Regions from separate parts of the Homo sapiens genome. Here region 1 is linked to region 2. The links are chromatin loops, found by intact Hi-C in ENCODE. Cell type or tissue: IMR-90. All regions are shown on one strand. Each heading gives the region's core, and the rest is flanking DNA. Links, peaks and the distances in the headings are about the cores only.

Region 1 (2,935 bases), core at 309-2,808, 81 kb before region 2:
TTTTTTTTTTATCTTCTGGAAAAGTTGACATACGAAAAATATGATGGGATGAGACTATTTGAAAATTCTCCAAGAAATTCAATGGGAAATAATTGACAAACATGTTGAGGTGGAAGTGCCTTGGGAAGCAGCAGAAATAGAGAAACATCCAAAACAAAATTCTGATTGCAATATAATGGCTGTGGCTGGGACACTTAACAATTTCCAGTAACGATACACTGGCAAATAACTATGGTTCAGTTGCAGGGCTGGTAACATGATATTATGCATCAATGATTTTTTTTTAAGTGAGAGCAGAGAGGTTATGCAAGTGATTAGTTGTCTAGGTCTAAATCAAGGTGATCCATAAATTTTATAAGTGGTGTGCTAAGCATTTCTAATATTTCTCCATAACTCAAGTCATCACATCCAAATATTATTCTGTGTTCTTCCCTGGCCCCTAGTCACCATGATAACCACAGATTTAAACTCTGGAATGTTTTGGAGATCATTACATTGTTAGAGCCCAGAAAACCAATATCCCTAAATATAGCACTTTAACATTCTGAACTAAAGAAGCAACCGCAAGGTTTCTCTGACATCCCCCAGCCCTTCCTGTCTTTCACTTCTTTGTCTTTCCCAAAGCATGGGATGAGGTTATTCTCTGAAGTTCCCTTATCTACCTAGACGCTAGACCCCTAAAGAGGAACACAATTGCCTTCAATCCCTTCCCTGAAATTCCATTAACCAGAGAAGATTAAAACTCATATTACAGAGGAAGACACTGAAAATTAAACACCACACCTGGAGCCCAGATGAACTTCATCTCAAACTATTGTCTCTTCTCAGGTCCCATTCAATCTCTCCCCTCCCCTATAAAGAAGGATATATAAGCATCTGTGCTTAATTGAGTTATCAGGTAATCATTCTCCTTGGAGTTCTCCATGCTTATGCATGTTAATAAAATTCTATGTCTTTTTCCTGTTAATTTGTCTTTTGTCGATTCATTTTAACAGACGTAGACTTCAACCTTCAGAGGGATAGTTTCAACTTCCCTACACACTCATGATCCTTCTCTCTTTCAAGTAAAACATCTGCAGGTCTAAATTACTTCTCCAATAGCAGGCTCCTAACTGCCCTTAACATCTCAATCTTCCAAAGTAGATTCTTCAACTTATCATTATTGTTCTTTAATTGTAGTTCATAGAATTTCAAAGTGAGACCCTAACAAAAATATACTCTTCATGTTTATGATTTGGATTTTTTCTGGAGTCTACATTCATTAGCTGCACTTGTACTTGTACTTCAGGATGTACTGTTTCACCTCCACTTGAGCTGTACACATTCCTAACTATAACTTACTCAATATCCAGGAGCAACAGTGACAAGTGACTGGCACAGAGGAAGGTTGCTCTCTGCTGGTCCCAGCTATGTAATATTTGTGGTTTGTAACATAATTTTCCCTGATTACCAAAGTTTTATTAGCCTTTCTCAAATCCTGAGAGATATTTTTTCCCTAGGGCAAAGATGGAAGTTTAAAGCCAGCCATTTCTAAGGGTTAGCGGCTTGCTCAATTCCCTGGGGGCCTGGCATATCTAGTATGGCCAGGAGATGGCAGTGTTGAAGCATCTTCTGTTAGTAAAACACATCCCTGTCTCTCAGAGCCCCAGAGATAGGGTTTATCTCGTTCTCACTTATTTGACAAAGAAAAAGGACACTAAAATAAGGCAATGCATCAATTGAGACTCCATTTCATCTCTGAACAAATTGGACAGCGTTACTGTATGCTTGGTAAGGAAAGGGAATCGAAAACAAAACAAATATTGTACCTTGTATTTACTCTTGACCATCAAAGGATTTCCAGAAGGCATTTCAGTGATCCAAGAAAGAAGTGTGTTTGGAAGTGGTAGGCAGAACAGGGTTGAGAGTACAGTAATGCCTGTAAGAAGTAAGACTTGCTAAGAGAAAGGGAGGAAAATCAATTATGCACAGATGATTTTTGTCCTATTTTAAGAGACAGAAAATTAGAGCAGTCCTTCCTAGAAAAGTAAATCACAAGCTTTTTTTTTTAACAATCTCTTGATCCCAAGAAGTTCCCTACTCTTAAATATCTTTAATACAGAGTTTAATTTAAAATGCATATATGTTTTGGCTTTTAGTTTTTCCTTATTTAAAATTAATTAATGCAGAACAACACAAACTAGAGAACCTAAACGAAATGGACTAATTCCTGGAAACATACAACCTCTCAATATTGAGCCAGGAAGAAATTGAAATTTTAAGCAGACCAATAACAAGTTCCAAAATTGAATCACTAATAAAAAAACCTACCGACCAGTAAAAGCCCTGGACCAGATAAACAGCCAAATTCTACAAAGAAGTATAAAAAAAGAGCTAGTACTCATCCTACTAAAATGATTCCAAAAAGTTGAGGAGGAGGGACTAATCCCTAACTCATTCTGTGAGGCCAGATTTGTTCTGATACCAAAACCTGGGAGAGACACAAGGAAAAAAGAAATCTTTAGGCCAATATCTCTGATGAACATAGAGTCAAAAATCCTCAACAAAATACTACAAGCAAAATCCAGCAGCACATCAAAAAGCTAATCCACCAAGATCAAGTAGGTTTTATTCCTGGGATGCAAGATTGGTTCAACATACATATAACAATAAATGTAATTCATCACATAGACAGACCTATAAACAAAACCACATGATTATCTCAATAGGTACAGAAAAGCTTTTCGTAAAATTCAACATCCCTTCATGTTAAAAGTCCTCAACAAACTAGGCATTAAAGGCACATACCTCAAAATAATAAAAGCTGCCTATTACAAACCTACACCCAATGTCACACTAAACGGGCAAAAAATGGAAGCATTCCCCTTGAGAACTGGAACAAGACAAGGATGCCCACTCTCACCACTCCTATTCAACAAAGTACTGGAAGTCCCAG
Region 2 (2,935 bases), core at 169-2,668:
AATCATCTGTGTACACTTAGTCTTTTCTGACCTTTGGCCACCAATTGAGTCATCATATACCAAGTTTGAATGGTTTATAAAACAGATGCTGCTCCAGGGATCTTGCTGACCTTGAATACAACACTCCAATTTCAAACATGATTTCTCTCATTTCCAGCCTGACTCAGACATATCGTCAAGGATCTGGGATTGATCACAAAAGATTTAATATTCTGTGAATGTAGGTATGTGTTAAAAGTATCTACTTTCAGCCAGGCTTGGTGGCTCACGCCTGTAATCCTAGCACTTTGGGAGGCCGAGGCAGGTGGATTGGCTGAGCTCAGGAGTTGGAGACCAACCTGGGCAAAATGGTGAAACCCTGTCTCTACTAAAACACAAAAATAATTAGCTGGGCATGGCAGTGTGCTCCTGTAATCCCAGTTACTTGGGAGACTGAGGCAGGAGAATTGCTTGATCCTGGGAGGTGGAAGTTGCAGTGAGCCGAGATCGCGCCATTGCACTCCAGTCTGGGCGACAGAGCAAGACTCTGTCCCAAAGGAAAAAAAAAATCTATTTTCATGCAGGTTTCTTCAGACTGACTACAAAGGCTTCAGACTAGCTACAAAGCTTAAAAATCTACTTTCATTCAGGCTTCTTCAGACTAGATACAGAAGAAATGAGACCATCTAGATGGGGAACAGTATTATCCATGTTGCCACCATAGAGACTATCAGCCTTTTGGGATTACCAGAGCAAAATACATGTTGGAGGATTTTTTAAAATATGTTTTGAAAGGTAGGATGAAAGAGCATAGTTTTGATAAGGTAAATAAATGAAGATTTAAAGAAAAACAAGATCAATATGTCAGGTGTGCCAGATGCTCCACCTGTATTTAAAAAACAAAAAGATTTACAGTTTTCCAAGACATCATGTTGTGTTATGCTATCTGAGAGTCAGTGTATGGTATCTCAGTCTGAGTTCCCAGCAACCAGAACAATGCCTATAATAAAATAAATAGAGAAGACAAATAGCAGTGAATTTGAGTCTGGAGAAATAAAAGGGTTTTCGTATCCCCTCTGAGCACTGTCTGGAATGTTGACTTGGAAAGCAAATCTGTGATTATAATAACCAGGTCATTCTTTCAGGAGTCTTTTCTGATGCCCTCTGATTAAAACTGACCTACATATGCAGAAATCTCTTGGTTTTTTTTTTTTTTCTGTCTTTTCAGAATAATTCCCTGTGTGATTACTTGCTTACTTTAAAATAGGGTAATGACCAATAGTCATTGTTCCAAAGACATAGAGAAAGTATATTGTGTTTAAAAGACAGCTTCTTTATAATTCTATAGAACTAAAACATTCCTATTTGCCAAGGCAGTGGAGTTTTTGCTGTTCTTAGAACATAATTACTGAAAGACACCCACACATGTCCTGCCTTGGACAAAAAATTGTATGTCCATCCTTTAAAGGTCATTCCTTTAATGGTCTTTTCTGGACACCACTAGGGGTCAGAAGTAGTTCATCAAACTTTCTTCCCTCCCTACTTCAGTGATGCATAAGGCAGATCTGCTTTAGTGTAAGCGAGGTCAGGCCCTCAAGAGTCTTGGGATGGCTGAAGAGGTAAGAACATTCTATAAGACTTGTCCAAAGAACTGACTGTTTAATGATTCTGAATATGCTAGTTCAGAGAGAATCTATTTACCACAAACCTGAAGTAGGCTTAAATTTCCAGTTTACCTGAATGGTTATGACCTAATTAGAGGAATGACTTTATAAACATATATAGATACAAATATATAGTGTATATTTATTATATACTATATATTTATTATATATTATATAAGCATAAAATGTAATAGATTATTGTATATATTTAATAACATATTATTACATATTTTAATATATAATATATAAAATGTATTATATTTAATATATAATGCATGTAATATATAAATATACATTATATATTATATATTATGTAATAAATATATATTATGTATATACACATTTATCTAGACTTTATTACATATTTCATTATATATTTTATAAGATTTCTATAAATAATATTCCCATCATTACTAAAATATTTTTTAAAAATTAGCCATACCTTAGAAGCATTATAAAAAATATATGACATGGTCCATCTGTTCAACTGTAGCCATCTAACCATTTGAGAAGTTTTTATAAGATTTATAGCATTTGATTGTACCATGACATAAATCATCTCATGCAAGATAGTGTATTTGTTTTGTTGGCTTTAATATGTTCCCTTTTCTTCAGAAAATGTGAGACAGCTTAAAATAAAATTAACTATAAGAAACTGGTAAACACTGAATGAAAGAAGAAAACCAAGCAGAAAAGTAAAAGGAGGTTACAAATAAATTTATATTTTAAAAACATTTTTTATTTGCCTGGCAAATAATAAGTGCATATATTAATGGATACAATAATAATATATAATATAAATATATAATATATATAATATGTTATGGGATACAATGTGATGTTTGATCTATATATACATTGTAGAGAGAGTCTATCAAGCTAATTAGCATATGAATCACCTTCCAACTTTTTTTGTGGTGAGAACATAAAATATTTATTTTTTAGCAATTTTTAATTTAAATACATAATATATTATTAACTGTGTTCACTATGCAGTGTGAGAGATCACTAAAACTTATTCCTCTAGTCTAACTGAAGATCAACTTCTTTCCCTTCCCATCCCTCCTCTACACTCTCAGTCAGCCTATGGAACCATCTTTCTATTCCCGTTTTTATGAAATCAACTTTTTAAAAAATTCATCCTTAAATATATTAAAATGAACAGTTAAATTTATGAGGATAAATAATTAAAACTATTACACATATTTTAAGTTGTCCTCTGAAAATTCTAGAATTCTACTTCAATACCCTTATTTTTAAGATAAAGGAAATTGTAAAGGCTTTCTAAGAAA

Evidence for each region. Peaks named below come from ENCODE experiments on the same cell type or tissue, not always from the same donor. Only the 100,000 strongest peaks of a DNase experiment are listed, where the experiment ranks them.
Region 1: a loop joins it to region 2, with 5 times the contacts of the local background. A loop is called at or near these places in 7 of 110 quality-filtered maps.

The regions. Positions count from the first base shown.
Region 1 is chr11:5,122,660-5,125,594 of GRCh38, forward strand. No RefSeq gene overlaps it. Among named protein-coding and RNA genes, the nearest start is that of OR52A5, 14 kb to the right of the region's middle. In IMR-90, for the core only: a CTCF peak has its summit at 1,589 (motif pointing right); a DNase peak (open chromatin) is centred at 1,622.
Region 2 is chr11:5,203,490-5,206,424 of GRCh38, forward strand. No RefSeq gene overlaps it. Among named protein-coding and RNA genes, the nearest start is that of OR51V1, 4.3 kb to the left of the region's middle. In IMR-90, for the core only: a CTCF peak has its summit at 1,482 (motif pointing right); a DNase peak (open chromatin) is centred at 1,522; H3K27ac peaks cover 468 bases.